Linked DNA regions of Homo sapiens: region 1 is linked to region 2. The links are chromatin loops, found by intact Hi-C in ENCODE. Cell type or tissue: IMR-90. All regions are shown on one strand.

Region 1 (8,000 bases), 290 kb before region 2:
TTGAATCAAGAAGACAAGGATAAACTCTCGTCCTAGAATTGCAGAATCCCGGCAGCCTGGAGTGAACCTCTAGATCTGTTCTTTGTTTCCCAAGCATTTATTGAGCACTTGCTGTGTGCCAGGCACTTCCCATGTACTTTCTCACCCTTGCAACAGGCCTGTGGGTTATGAACTAAATTGCCCCATTTGCAGTTGAGGAAACTGAGGCTTAAAGACAAAGTTACTTTCCAAGGTCACACACCTAGGAAAGAAGTAGTAGAGCATGAGCCTACCCAGGCCGCCTGACTTCCAAGTCCAAACATTTCACCCCGGGGGCGTTCCTTCACGGTCAGCTTATTCAGCCTCCCCTGCTGGGTCCAAGGGACCCCTCGGTTGTATTCCCAACATGTGGCCACTGCTCTGCTATCCCCAGGCTCCCCCAAGTCCTCTGCCTTCTCTGTGCTTCTCCTGTCCCGGGACAGCCCTGCAGAAACAGCGATGCCTCTCCACAAGTCTCCCTGCTCCAGGCTGAGTGAGCCCCGCTCCCCACAGGACAGTCTCCTCCCGCTCTCCGCCTGGCTGTCACCTCCATCCATACCCCATCCTCTGTATGTCCCTGTTGCAGAGCAGAGCCCAGAGTGGAGCCCAGGGCCTGGGGAGGTCTGAGCCAGGCAGAGCAGACAGACGTGCCAGGCTCCTCCCTGAATGCCCCAACCGCACATTGGCCTTGCTTGTGCGTGTCTCCCTCTGGAATGCATGCTGATCTCTTCAGCTCAGGTCCGGGCATTGTCTCTGTCTGTCGGCTTGAATGTTCAGTCCAGCAGGACCATCTGCCTGTCTTAATTGTCCAGATCGTTGTGAAGGCTCCCAGCCCTGTCTCCCCACCCACTGGGGAGATAGTCAGATGGAGCGGAAAGCACCTCCATCAGCCAAGGGACTCAGGCTGACCGCAACTCTTCATGGGTCCTTGGCAGGTCCGTGTTCCTCCTGGCCTCAGCGTCCCTTCTGGGCCCCCAGCCCTGCTCTCCCGGGCCTGGAAGCCTTGCTGCCTCCCCCCTCCCGCTCACTCACTCCCCTTGGGCCAACCTTGGCTCTCTGGTTCCCACATTTTGCTATCTTGGCCGAGGTGATGGTGACTCATAAGCAGATGTGGTGGGCAGGTGGGCAGGCGAAGCGGGGCACATGGCCAGCAGCCACTAGCAGCCCATAATTAGGGGTGCTGGGGTCCCTGTAGGATGACCTTGGGCAAGATCCTTGCTCCTCGCTGTGTCTCAGTGCCCATGCGCAGAGTGGGTTTGTTGAGGAAGGTTTGTTTGGGGTTTGTAAGCAGCCGAGGGTCATTTGGAATTCAAGCTGGGGATGGAGGTGAAGGGGTTCCAGGGTGGCTGAGGCCAGAGCTGAAGCAGCCCCTAAAGACCGCAAGCCCTACTCCTCCCGCAGCCCCACATATACTCCCATTTTATGCATGAGGAGATTGAGGCCGGTTTTGCCCAAGGTCATCCAGCCAGTCAGAGGTGGAGGTAGATCTAGGAGTTGAACTCAGGGCCCCTCTGAGGCACCAGCGGTGCCGCTGCGGGGAGGGTGGCATACTAGAATGTTCCTCACACTTCATTACCATGCTGGTGTCTTCTTCTAGGGGTAGATGGGCAAGGAAGAGAGTGGGATGGCCAGCAGTGAGTTGACACAGTGGGACTGAGAGGTGCCGAGGGCTTGGAGCCCTAGATGAGGCCCCAGCCAGCCGGAGGGCTTCCTGGGGGCAGCAGTCTTGAAGGGCTTGTAGGACTTGGCCTGGCAGACAGGGATTAGGAAGAGGGCATTCCTGGAGGATGGTGATAAAAAGGCTCAGAGGTGGGAATTGGCTCTGCTACTTGGTGCTGGGAATGGGAGGCGGGGAGGCTGGAGAGGGCTGGTCAGTTTGGGGCGCAGGGGGCTCAGCTGCCAGGCAGCAGGCACTGGCCTGGAAATCCCAGGGTCAAGCCCTGTCCTCAAACATGTGGTCGTTGCCAGGGCCCACCCCCAAACCCTGCAGGGCTCCCACCCCCATACCTCTGCTGATCTTTCTGGCATATTCTCAGCTGGGTGGCCTGGGGTCCTTGGATGGTCCTTCCCATGTTCTCACCCTGCCTGAGGGTCCACCGTGGGTCCACAGCTCCAGGGTTCTCTTTCAATATTCAAGTCTACCATGAGGACACAGAATCTGGTGATCACCACGTCCACCAAGCCCTTTTGAGAATGTGTGTGAATTGAACTGTGATTTAAGGCTTTGGAGCCAGAGAACTGAGCTGTCTCTGGGCTCCAGTTTCCTCGTCTGTAAAATGAAACGATTGATGATCCCAGCCTCATGGGACTGAAGTAAATGCCCCTAGAGGTGAGAAGTAGTATGAAATCTGTAGAGTGCCAGCTGGGGGCCAGCCGGGATTGTCATTATTAGAGGCTTATGTTCCCATTTTCTCTGAGCCTCAGTTTCCCCACTTGGGCGTAGAGGATGTCTGTCCAGCATGGTCAGATGTTGTGGCATCTGGGAAGATGGTTTGTTCTTCCTGGTTGGGGAACCCTCCAGGAAGTGGCCCCAGAATAACGGGGTGAATGGCCACCACCGTGTTCAGCCACACACTGGGTCTCCACTGAAGCCGCATCCAGACTGAGCTGTGGCCTCTCCTGCCAGGGCTCAGAGGCCATGGTGTGGGACTAGGGGGAGCCATAGGGAGGCAGGCTGCAGCTGGGATAACAGACTGACTGTCACCCCTTACAACTGTTCAGGAATAGGGTGGGCTGCTCAGAGGTGGTGAGCTCCCATTTATGGAGGTGTACAAGCTGTACTAGACAGCAGAGAGGATTCCTGCATTGAACTACAGTGTTAGAAGGGATGAATTGTTGATTTCTTTCCAATATGGCAATTCAGAGATTATGTACATTCATCATATATTTCTCATTCATTCATTCTGCAAACACTTGTGTAGCACTTACTGTGTGCACAACGCTGCCCTGGGCATGGGGTTGAAATCAGTGAGCAAGACAGTTGTGGATCTCCCATTTAGTGGAAAAGAACAGGTGGAGGAAGGGCTGAGAGGAAAGGCATTGGAGGAAAGGCTGAGGGAGGTAAAGGAGACACACCCCACATGGCCAGGGTGGGCCTCTGGGTGGAGGGTATTAGACTGGACTGTAAGGATGAAAGTGAGGAAGAACATTCCAGGCAAAGGGAAGAGTCTGTGCAAAGGGCTCAAGGAGGGAGCACCTGGTTCTCATGGTCTGGCCCTCTGCCCATCCTAGTTGGGCTGTCTTACCAAAGCCCCTTCCCCTCTCTCGACCTCAGTTTCGCACTGTAGCATGGGAACTGCAATGTCTATCCCATAGGATTCTTGAAAGATTCCATGAGACAGTGTACATAAAGTGCTGTGTACCCAGTAGGTGCTCAGCAAATGCTGGCCCTTTCCTTCTCTCTAAGGCGTTTGCGTTTGGACGGAGGGTCATGCTTGATCCATGGGTGGGTGGTGGGACTCTGGGCACAGTGTTAGCCACAGGCTGACGCTGGCACCAAAGCCGGTCACAGGCACGGGATGACAGCTGTGCCCACCCCTCCCAAAGCCTGATCCACTACCCTCATGCCTTGATTACCAGCCACAAGGGGGAGTCGCTGCATCAACTCCAGTGTGCGGAGGTCCGTGCACTGCTTCTGACGGCTTGGCCTGTGTACAGCTGCACAAGCTCTCTGTGTCTTCACCGGAGGGGCCTCCGGAGAGCCTGATCCTTCCTAAATGTCATCCACATGGCCGGTCACAGTGCCGGGAATGCCCCGATTCGGTGACCTCTCTTCTCCGCAGAACTGTGTCTGCGGAACCCGGCCCTGCGTGCCTAGCCAGCCCACCTGCTCTTTAGGGCCCCTTTTGGTGGTGCCTTTCCTTCCCACTTCCCACCCTCTGCCCAGGCTGTGCCCTCTCCCTGGAAATCCCTGCCTACCTCACCTTTGAGTGTTGAGTTTCTTTGTCCCTCAAGGCGTGGCTCAGACACTGCCTCCACCCGGCAGCTTTCCTGGACTCCTCCTCTGACCATCCCTGACTCTGTGGCCACCTTTGTTCTGGGTGGTTTTGTGGCAGATCCTCTTTGGATGTAGTCCCTTTTATAAGAGATACTGACATTTCAACATGTGTAATGTTCTTGGCCCCCAGTAGGCCCTGTGTGAGCAGTGACTGGACTTTGAACTTGGGTTTCTTGACAACATTCTCTAGGACAGGGCAGGGAGGGGCCACTGCATCCTGAGATTGGATGCTTAATGCTGCTTTTTCCTGGAGCTGAGCCCCAATAGCTTTGTCCATTTATTTCCATGTTTTGCTTTTTGTTAGGAAGGCAGAGAGAGGGCTGGTGGACAGTCAGAGCAGCCCCTGAGGGGAGGAGGATGGGGAGGGTGGACAGACAGCAAGGCCTGACCCCTCACCCAGGAGCGCTCTGAGCACCCATTCAAGTCAGTTTTCTAAGACACTTAGCTGACCCTATCCCTCTCTCCCTCCAAACTCTTCCAGCAGCATCCTCAGGAGAGAGTTCCAACTTCTAACATGCCATTTGAGGCACCTATTTATTTTTAATTTTTGAACTCCAAGTTCCAAAGCTTGAGCTAAATTTCTCAGTTCAAAGCACACATGGTTCTGGGCCATCCCAGCGCCAGATCTGGCTCTGTATAATCTTATTTCTTCTCCTTCATGCCCTATCCCCACCCCAAATTCCTTCCCTCTAAACTTGCACTTGAAATAGGTGAAACAGGTCTTTCCGTCTGTGTGTGCCCTTGCAGCATAGATAGTGCTTTATGTGTCTGCTTTCGATACATAATGACACCACATTTCAATACATAAATGATACCACGGGGTAGATCTCATTCTGTCTCTCTTCTTTCCTTCCTTTCCATCTTTCCTCCCTCCCTTTCTCCCCTCCTTTCTTTCTTTAATGTGACACTAGGTTTTCTAAGATCTGTTCATGTGGCTGCACTTCTAACTGCTGTGTCACACAACACGGTGTGCAGTCACCACGTTACCTGTCCCCTACCCTAGGATGGAGTCCCAGGTCACCTTTACCAACATTCTCAAGAGTTCATGCCCCTTAGGGACCTGGGTAGGGGGTGGAATTACTCTGCAATAACTTCCAGGAGTGAGGGTACTGGGACACAGGTGGCCAGACATGGAATTTCTCCTAACACCACCAGGTGCTGCCACTGTGGCTGCCTCAGTTTACCCCCCACCAGCTGTGCTGTGACTTTCCATCTCCATCTCCCCACATCTTCACCGGCTCTTGGTTTTGTCTGCATTTCCAGCATTTGCCATTTTGAGGAGAGTCAAGTGGGAGCTCGCTGTTTCTGTTTTCACTTCTCTGGTGACAGTTAGTTGGGACACCTCTGCATGAACTTGGGGTCATTTGCCCTCCACGCCCTGTGCCTCGCCTGTTTATAGCTGGTGCCCATTTTTCTTTTTCTTCCTGTTTTGCATCAAGATACATCCTGACTCCATGCTTTCTGACCTCTCCCACTGGCAATTCCTCAAACGTGCCCTATTGGCTGTCATTAGAGGAGCTTTGATGCTCAACTGAAGGGGAAAATGAGGCTCAGAGCAGAAGGGACCTGGATTCCAGATCTCCCGCCTCTCAAGTGCCTGGCCCATTTCCTCCCTCAGACCCCTCACCCCCGTGCCATCCTGACCCTTGCAGCCCACTCCCGGTAGTTGCCATTGCAAAATAGAAGTTAGGTCACAGCACGACCCTGCTAAAAACCCTCCCCTCACACTCAACAGAATCCCAACTCCTCTCCCTGGCCTCGGCCGACCTTGTCTCTGTGCGTTAGCTGCACCTGCCCCTCAGCTGCTCCTGGTACCCAAGCTTGGTCGGCCTACCTGGAACCTCCTCCTCCCTTTGTGCCTTCTCATCCAGCTCCAGGCAGTTACTGCAGAGCAGTCCCCTCCCTCTACCCCACCCACAGGTCCCTACGGGGTGTGAAGATGCTGGTGAAGGAGACCTGGGGCTCAGCTTAAAGGTCGCCTACTCTGAGAGCCTCTCCCTGACCACCTGCCTTGTATTCTCTGTGCCAACATCGTGACTGTGTCTGTCACAGCCCTCGGGACCATCTCAAATGCCTTCTGTCTGTCCGTCTGTCTGTCTTTCTTGCTGGATCTCTGGTCCTCCCTAGACCAGAAGCTCTAAGAAAGGAGGGTCTGCCTGCTCTGTTCACTGCTGAAACGTCTGGCCCAGCTGACCTCTGGAAGGTAGTAGGTGCTTAGTAAATATTCTCTGAGTGAACAAGTAACCAGAGAGACAGGGCAGGGCCATGATCAGGCTGGCCATCTCCCTGTGCCCACATGCTATAGTTTTTTAGGTGTTTCGCTCATTCACTGAGCTTCTCAACAAAGACCTTGTTAGTACAGACAACTTCATCATCCACATTTTAGAGGAGGAACCTGAGGCTCAGAGAGGCCCACTGTACAGCTGTGCTCCCATGTCCTGTCCTCCAGGAGGGAAGCTATTGTGGGTGTCAAGGGAAGCATGGAGCCCAAGAGGGAGCCCCTGGGAGCTGCCCCATCCGTGGCCAGGCCCCTGGCCTGCTGGTGACTTGACCCTGCCCAGTCAGGGGTTCCCAGCCCCTCTCAACATGTGTTTGTCGCTGGCTGGCTGCGTTGGCCCTCCTGACTCTGTGTTCACATGCCTGGGCTGTGGAGAGTGGTTCGGTGTGTGCATTTCTCGGGGCCACTGGGTGGGGATGCTGTCAGGCAGGCCTGGGTTCAAACCCTGGCTCCCCCTGACATTCTGCCTAAGGGCAAGTGGCTTTACCTTTCTGGGCCCTGGCTTCCTCATCTCTGAAGTGGAGATGTTCCTGGGATGAAATGAGAAAATGTGTGCAAAATGCTGGTCACAAGGCCTGGTGCGTGGAGTCTCTGCTCCGATTATGTTAACGGTGGCTCTTCCCAACATTCTGGACACCCCCTCTCCTGGGCCTGTCCACACGGCTGCCATGCTTTGCTCTTGCGGCTGTCGGAGCCTCCTTGGCCTGTGGCCTTGCGTGTTTTCCTGTAGGCTGGCAGGCTCTGTGGGTCTGAGGCTCACAGCTTGGGGCAGCCCACTGGGTGGCACTACTCCTGAAGCTCCTCCCAGCCTTCCCTGAAGTCAAGTGAGGGGCCATGAGGGCTGGGGAAGATGTGGAATACCTTGGACAGAGTGAGGACAAGACCAAACAGCGCCCCCTAAGAGGGGGTCCCCTAGTGCCCCTCCCCTGTGGCTGGTGGAATCCCAGACTGAGCCTCAGTTTCCCCATCTATAAAATGGGTACGATAATGCCTACCTGGCTGAAATGTTTAACAACAAGATGCAGGTTCTGAGAGGACCAGGCAGGGAGGGAGCAATTGTCCTGGCCCGGCCCCTGGGGTGGAGGGAGGAGGGTCGGAGGAAGAAGCAACGGACAGCCCAGAGCAATAAAGGTTTATCTCTCTTGTCCTTGAATTGCCATTGCTGCCTCCCTCTCACCCAGACTTCATTTCCGGCTGTCACTCAGGGCCCCTGGTGGGCTCAGGACAAGGCTCGCCTGTGTTATGACGGACTCAGCCCTGGAGTCAGAGATGAAGGACGGAGGCCTGGGTCCAGGCCCTCGCTGTGCTGGTGGGGCACCCCCGACAAGGCCCTCTGTGGGTCTCAGTTTTCCCATCTGCGCAGCATGGGCTTGGTTCTCAACTACAGTGGCCACTAGCCTCTGGGTGGGAGGGGCTAGGGGTGCTAGGAACCCTGCAGTGTGAGAGCAGCCCCGCACAAGCAGAATGCCCCAACTCTAGTGCCAGTGGTGCCCCACTGAGAGACAATGTGAGGGACCTGCAGGCCTGGCCCTGCGTTGGGAAGAGCATGTGGTGACCGTGAGTTTGCAAAACGCTTCCAAGGTCTCTGATCCTCACTCCTCACAAGGGGCAAAGTGAATCTCAGACAGATGTGACTTGCCTAGGGTCACACAGCTTGTGGGTGGTGGAGCTGGGATTCGAACCTGGGCATGTCTGACCTGTGTGCTT
Region 2 (8,000 bases):
AGATGGTGCACTCATGGCGAGTTGGGGCTGGCTATGAGGGGGAGCTCAGGGGAGGATAAGGGTGGGATGAGGGTCTTGGTTTCATTCCACTCAGCCTCCTTACGGGCTGCTTGGGCTTCCTCAGGGCCTGTCTGGGTTCTGAGAACCAGTATCCCAAAGCTGTCATAGTGGCTCTTCTGCCATACTCCATTGGTCAAGCAGCCACAGGCTGCAGATTCCAGGGGAAGGAGGGGCTAGGTTGCACCCTGCCTCCTGATGGAAGGAACATCAAAGAATTTGGGGGTCATGTGTGAAAACTGACGCACCTGACTTCTGCAACATGCCTTCAATAATGTAAGGTTCCAGATGCTCCGACAGGCAGAAGGTGAATGAGTAGCAGTGTCCGCTAAGGACCACCCTTGTCATGCATGACTCCAAGCACCCAGAAGCATGCAGACCAACAAGGACCTAAAGCAGAGCCTCCCAGAGTCCTGGGCTCCAGTGATAAATCTGTTGATATGCTTTATTTGCCTGGAAGGAGAGGTTTTTATGTAAAAATAACTATCGGCTGTATCAGTCTATTCTTGAATTGCTATAAAGAAATACTTGAGACTGGGTAATTATAAAGAAAATGGGTTTATTTGGCTCATGGTTCCACAGGCTGTACAGGAAGCACAGCAGCATCTGCTTCTTGGGGGGCCTCAGGAAGCTTCCAATCATGGCGGAAGGCGAAGGGGGAACAAGGCACTTCACATGGCCAGAGTGCGAGGAAGAGAGAGGGGAGGTGCCACACACTTTTAAACAATCAGATCTCGTGAGAACTCTATCACAAAAACAGCACCAAATGGGGAAGTCCGCCCCATGATCCAATCACCTCCCACCAGGCATCACCTCCAACACTGGGGATTATAATTCAACATGAGATTTGGATGGGGACACAGAGCCAAACCATATCGTCAGTGTTTCAAAACTGGTAGAAGATTTGGCAACACTGAACTGTCATTTCCAGACGGCCCTGCTGGCCAAAATAAGGAGCGACCACCGGATAAATCCTCTGGTTTACTGCAGTCCCCGACATCCTGAACTGGCCGCTATGGGCCCTCAGGTTGGCAAACCCTAGGTCACGAATTCTAAGACATTAGAAAGACATTGGGGAATAATCATTCCCCAGTGGTTATTAGTGAACACAGTTCAGCGAGTACAGCTGGCAGACAAATGCATGGTGCTGATACGAAGTCCTCAGAAGATGTTCAGCTCTCTAGGAAGAACAATCCCAGAAGGCTTTCCAGAGGAGGTGACATCTCAGTAGTCTTGAAAAATGAGAAGGATTTGGGAGGCCAAGGCAGGAGGATCACTTGAGCTGAGGAGTTTGAGACCAGCCTGTGCAACATTGAGACAGCATCTATACAAAAAAATTCAAAAATTTGCTGGATGTGGTGGTGTGTTCCTATAGTCTCAGCTCTTGGGGGAGGGGACTGAGGTAGTGTTACAGTAGGTAGCTAGTCAGACATGAGCAGGGCAGGAGAGGGCCCTGCCTCCGGATCAGGAATGTGAGGTGACCATCAGGTGACGGTCAGGCGGTTGTTAACTGTCCCTCTAAAATAATGATAATTGGTTACAGCCAGTGCTGGGAAAGCCGGTCTCCCAATAGATAGAAACACCTGAAGCTGGTGATCAGCCGCTTCCTGATAAGATCTCAGGAGTTGGGTGAGTGGGCTCAAGCATGTGCATTAAGAGGCAAAACGGTGGGGTTTAATTGGTATATGAACTTCCTCTAGGAATGCTAGACTGGTAAGAGAAGAATACCTCCAGTGAGCACGTGCACAACTCCAGTAAACACACTGTGCTGGCCGGCCACTGTGCATGTGGACAGCCACCCAAAGGGAAGAATCAGGGGAGAAGGGACACGACCCCCTGGAAGCACTCCAATGTATAAAACCCCAAGTCAAAGGTCAAACCATACACTTGCACCTCTCAAGTCTCCTGCCTGGCCCTCTTTTTGAGTGTACTTTACTTCCTTTCGTTCCTGCTCTAAAACTTTCTAATAAACTTTCACTCCTGCTCTAAAACTTTCTAATAAACTTTCACTCCTGCTCTAAAACTTTCCTCAGTCTCTCACTCTGCCTTATGCACTTTGGTCAGACTCTTTCTTCTGAGGAGGCAAGAACTGAGTTTGCTGCAGACCTGTGTGGATTCACCACCACTAACTGTGGGAGGATCACCTGAGCCCAGGAGGGCAAGGCTGCAGTGAGCCATGATTGCAGCACTGCACTCCAGCCTGGGTGACAGTGTGACCCTGTCTCAAAAGAAAAGAAAGAAAGATGGGAAGGAGTTGTAAATATTCAGGCCTCCAGAAGCTAATGAGTTTGGTCTCTAGTTGGACATCTGAACTTTGAGATCAGAAAAGAAGCAGAAGCAAGTTTCCTCTGGATATCTCTCCCTGCAATCCCAAATCCAATCTCTGCAATCCCTGGTGGAAATAAAAAGCAAAAATGGAGGCACTAGTAGGTGATGATTTGAAAAACATCCAAAGATGCCATGATATTTTCCTCATTGCTGGCCATCCTGCCTCAAATGTCACCATCAGCACCACCATGTAGATTGCAACATTCCGTAGAAAGCACTTATTACTTGAGGGGGAGGTCATTTCTTCACATAAATCACTCATTTGCCCATCAGTCTGAGGCAGTGTGGATTCATTAAGCTGTCAGATTAGCTAGCATAGAGGAGTGCCAGGAAGGAGATGGGGGAGTGAGTGTTGCTAAAGAGAAGACAGCTGTCCTGGGTGATGCTCTCTGCTGGGAGCAGAGCCCAGAGTGGGAGCCCTGAGCACACTGGGGTGAAGGGTCAGACAGGAGGCAGGAGGAAGAAGGTGAGAGCCTCAGGGGCCACCATTCTGCAGGACCTCAATCTCTCTTTTCCAACTGTAATTTCCTCTTCCACCTGACCTTAGTGTGGACTTCTTCACACTAAAGTTCTGGAAGTCTAGGATTCCATAAGTCTAATCTTCCAAAATACTATGATCCCAAGCTGTTATGGATTCTCAGAGTTGCAAGATCATTTTCTTAAGTACGGAGATAAAGATGATAAAGTATTGATTAAGATGGCGTTATCTTTGAAAATGCCAGCAAAGATACTGTGGTTCTAAGGTTCTCCTTCTAGGTGTGATGTTCTCCAGGGTCTAAGTTTTAAAATTCAGTCCTTCTAAGATTTTATGAAGCCATCAACATTTCCCATTTAGACTGAGCTGGAAGCCAGCAATCTGCAGTGAATCCAGTGATTTCTCTATGTTCTATCCGTACTGCTATTTTTCTTTACATTTAACATTTAAATTTAATTTAAAGTTTTTCTTTGGACTTAATCTCATTCTAAATAATAATAGTACATGAAACTGTGGGTTTGAAGGACAAATTCTATTTTTCTAAAAACCGACCAAATAAGCTCTGGTAACGTAGCTCCTGGCACCTCGAACCATCTCAGGCACCACAGGCAACTGGGATACCACATTTCAGAAGCCATTGCCAAAAACGCCAGTCCCTCAACCCCCAACCTATTTCTGCAGGGGAGAGCAAAGCCATCCGTTTACAAATGGGCCGCAGGTCACACCTAGGGCAGGAATTCTTTGGGCACTGAGAATGGGAGGTCCACCCATGGGTCTCCAGGGAAGGTCTTGCCCTGCTGGGTGGAGGTCGGAGTCTGGAGGTCAGGCGTCCTGCTAAGTGGAGTCTCTTGTGGACTGGAGCCAGCGGGGACCCTATGCAACACCGCCATCTAGTGGCCAGAGTGCAAGGCACCGAGGGCAGGAACTTGGAGACAAGTTTGCAGGTCCTGAAATTGGGAAAGCTGGAGAAAAGATAAAGGGACTAATGATTGAGAAACAAATAATTCGATAAAAATAAAATAAATTGTAATATGGAATCTAATCAAGTCCTAAATGGGCACTACAGAAACAACTTATGTGTCCACCATGGGGACTTGGTTAAAGAAATTATGGGATATCATCTTCGGGAATAGTGTGCAGGCATTGTCATAAGTGCCATGAGTGCCATGCTGACATGGAAAGATGCTCAGTTGAGTGGGGAAGAGAGCAGGAATCAGAGTGTCACCATGCAACTTATGCAAAATGTAAGTATAGATCCATTTCGGGCTCACATCTAGAGAGAATGTCCCCAACTCACCATCTTTCCCATGGCAGTAAATGCACCCCATTTACATGGCTGCTCAAGCCAGAAACCTAGAAATCACTCAGCCTCATGTCCCCCACCCTGACTGTTACACCAGCGCATCGCCAAGTCAGTTCTGTCTCTGAAGCCCACCGGCTTGTAATCCTCTCCACGACCACCACCTCTGGCCGGACCAGCATCATGTCTGGCCTGGATGACTGCAGGGGCCTCCAACCTTGCCCTTCTGCATTTTCCAGTACACAGCCCGGAGAATGGCCCCAGCGCCAGCTGGATCATGTTGCTTCCCTGCTTAAACTCCTCCTGCAGTTTCCTGCCTCACTAGAGTAAAAGCACCCTCAAGCCAACCTTGTTCCATACCCTTGACCCCTTCTCTCTCTGCTCCTGCTCACTGGGCTCCTTCAGGTCCTCAAATCTTTTGAGTTCTTTCCCATCCTGGTCTTTCCACCCACTGCTGGTTCCCGGCCCTGAGACAATCCTGGCCCTGCCCCATCCCTGCCAATTTCTACTCAAACCTGGGCACAATGCCGCCTCCTCAGAGCAGGCTCTGTGGGTGATATAGGATTTCACTTTTGTATCTTCTGATTTGTTTGGGAAATAAGTATTATTTTGCTATGATCAAAAAAATCAGATAATGTTCATTTTAAAATAAAATCAAATGTCTAGACCATTGGCACATGGTGAGTTCAGAGCAGGGGGAGGCTCAAAGGCTAGGGAAGGCTTCCTAAGGGAGGGGGAGCTTGAAGAAAAGGAAGCATTGAGCCCAGGAAGGCAAACAGAATTCCAGAAAGGGAAACTTGAACAAAGGCATAGAGGTGGCAGGGCAGCTAGAAGAGGTGGCACCTACTGATTTTGCTTGTTTAAAACCCTTAATTCTGGTTGTAACACCCATTTTTTTTCCTCTGAGGATGCACATTTCCCACATCCTCAGATCATGTGTTTCTAGTGAGGCTGATTCTCATGATATGGGTGTGTGAATTCAGCTGGGCCAATGAGAGCCTTTCCTGAGATTGTTGCTGCACCTATTGAAAAAAGTGTTGTCTTTCCAACAGAGTTGTCAAGCTGGAAGGATGCAAGCCCAATCTTTGCCACCACAAAGGAAGATAATAAAACCCATACGGGAGAAAACAGAGCCACAGATGGAGACAGTCACATTCCTGGTGACAGTGTTTGAGCACCTGGATCCAGCCCAACCTGAGGCCATTTTCTCCTAGGCTTTTTAGATCTGTGAACCAATAAATCCCCGCTTTAGGAGTTGGGCTAGTTTATCGTGAGTGTCTATCATTTATAACCCAAAAATTCCTAAGTTCCACACTAAGCTGGCTGGAACAGAGGCTTGCTATGGAAGACAGTGAGGGAGGCTGAGCAGACACGGCAGAAACAACAAATGTCATGGCCATTCTTTGGAGGCAAGGCCTTTATCCCAGTGGACTGAGGCATCTAGTGTGGGAATTGGAGAGTCTGAATCTCTGAGCCAAGCCAGAAATCTGAAACAACGATAGGCCCTCTCTCTTGACTGCCCACAAGCCACATTGTGTCTTCATTGACCCAGAAATCCTTTGAAAGGAGACCCAGGGACAGAAATGGCCTGGAGCAGCTCCTGTTCTTGGCTTCTTGGGGCTTTGGAAGGAAACCATCTAAGTCTTCCCAGACCGCACTGGGAAGGCCAAGAATCCACAAGACAACTGACCAGCGGGGAGAGATGGGTGAGGGTGGGGACCATTTGGGGCATTTTCCACTGCTCTTGCCCTGTTTGTTCGTGGTCGGTCTGACTGCTCCTGAGGGCCCTGGTCTCTGGCGGGGGCAGGGAGGGGGTGCTGCGGGGCTGGTGGAGGCAAGGGACACAGGCCTGTAGCTCTAGCCCAGAGTTGGGGCCCTCCTAGGAACTGCAGGATGGTGTGATACATGGAGACACCCCCAGCGCCCTGGAGGGGCAGTAGCTATGTCCTGTGCCCTCCCATCATGCCTAGCACAGTTCCTGCCACAGGGTTATATGCATGGCACTAGTTACCATTCAGAAAACAGATCCCAAGTGCTTGCTGGGAGTGAGTAGAAGAGGAGTTCACAAGGACCGAGGTGCGTGATCACGTCAGTGTCACTGACTTGTGTCTTTGGGGCTGACTTGTGCCTTTAGGGCTGTCTCCCATTCCGGCCCTCCTGTAACCGTCACATCCGGTCTCCACAGGGGCAGGACTCCCTCTGAAACCTCTGGCCTGACACCAGCCACATACCACTTTCCAGCTTTCGAGAGGTGCAGCTGAAGATGTGAATGAAAATCAATACATATGGGCAAAGATTCATTAAAATTCAATACTTATTCATGTTTTTTTTTAACTCTCAGCAAAAGAGGCACAGAGGAGAACTTTCTTAATCTGATAAAGAGTTTCCATCAAAGAAATGTGTGTGCGCGCACGCTCACACACACACACACACACAGCTAACATCATCATTAATGGTAAAATACTGAATGCTTTTCTCCTAAGGATAGGAACAAGAAATGGATGTCCGCCACTATCATTTCTATTCAACATTATACAGCAGAGCCCAGTTGTTTCGATGAGGCAGAAATAAAAATAAAAATAATAAAGTTTGAAATGAAACATACAAACTCATTATTTAAGATGATAATATTGTATATGGAAAAAATCCAAAATCCAATAATAACCTATTAGTATTAATGAGTAAGTTTAGCAAGATTGCTGGATATAATCAACATACAAAAATTAGTTTAGTGTGTATGTGCTGGCAACAATTACCAAATGAAAATTTTGAGGTGCCATTTACAATAATACCAAAATAATCATCAAATACTTATGAGTAAGTCTAATGAAAGAAGCACAAGACCTCTATGACGACACAAAACAGTGTAGAGAAATTAAAGAAGACCTAAATAGAGGACTGTAGCCTGCTTGTTGTTTGACCAGCTTAATATTATTACAATATTAAGTTGCCAGATTGATCTGTATGTTTAATACAAACCCATTCCAGCAGGTATTTACAAGAAAATTGGCATGCTGTTTTCAAAATTTATGTGGAAATTCCAAGGACCTAGAATAGGTAAAGCAATCTCACAAGAGTACGAAGCTGGATGACTTAATGTACTGGATGTCAAGGGTTTTTTCTAAATCCAGAGTAAGAAGGCAGTGTGGCATACTGTGATCCTAGTCAAGTGGACCAATACAACACAGTAGGGAGCCCAGAAACAAACCCACACGTGTTCAATCCCTGGATTCACAAGAAAGATGCACAATTCAGTGAGGAAAGGTGATATTTAATAAATGGTATTAGTTCAATTGGAGAGTCATATGGGGGAAAAATGGGCCTACCTCATATCATACCCCAAAATTAATTCGAGATCCATCATAGACCTAAATTAAAACAAAAAATCTTCTGGAAAATAAAATACAAGAATATCTTCATGACCCTGGGGTAGACAAAAATTTCTTAACCAAACAGGTTGAGAGATGTTTGAAATACATCTATGAAAATAAATACCAATATCCAGAACATACAAAGAACTTTTATAAATTAATAAGAAAAAGACAGGCTAGGCACAGTGGCTCATATCTGTAATCGCAGCACTTTGGGAAGCCGAGGCAGGAGGATCACTTGAGCTCAGGAGCTTGAGGCCAGCCTGGGCAACACAGCGAGACCATGTCTCTACTAAAATTAAAAAAAAAAAAAAATAGCTGGGTGTGGTAGGGGCACCTGTGCTCCCAGCTACTTGTGAGGGTGAGTTGGGAGGATTGCTTGAGCCCTGGAGATCCAGACTGCAGTGAGCCGTGATCACGTGACTGCACTTCAGCCTGGGTGCCAGAGCAAGACCCTGTCTCAAAAAGA

Evidence for each region. A loop is a pair of places that touch in the nucleus more often than their neighbours do. Peaks named below come from ENCODE experiments on the same cell type or tissue, not always from the same donor. Only the 100,000 strongest peaks of a DNase experiment are listed, where the experiment ranks them.
Region 1: it touches region 2 in a loop (27-fold over the local background); 40 of 110 quality-filtered maps call a loop at or near these places.

What each region holds. Positions count from the first base shown.
Region 1 is chr3:14,544,064-14,552,063 of GRCh38, reverse strand. It overlaps a transcript of GRIP2 not described here. Among named protein-coding and RNA genes, the nearest start is that of GRIP2, 7.7 kb to the right of the region's middle. RefSeq lists an enhancer at 3,645-4,145. In IMR-90, CTCF peaks have their summits at 2,320 and 3,608 (motif pointing right); no DNase peak of the experiment used is centred here; H3K27me3 peaks cover 3,002 bases.
Region 2 is chr3:14,257,079-14,265,078 of GRCh38, reverse strand. No RefSeq gene overlaps it. Among named protein-coding and RNA genes, the nearest start is that of LSM3, 82 kb to the right of the region's middle. In IMR-90, a CTCF peak has its summit at 3,752 (motif pointing left); a DNase peak (open chromatin) is centred at 3,738; H3K27ac peaks cover 447 bases.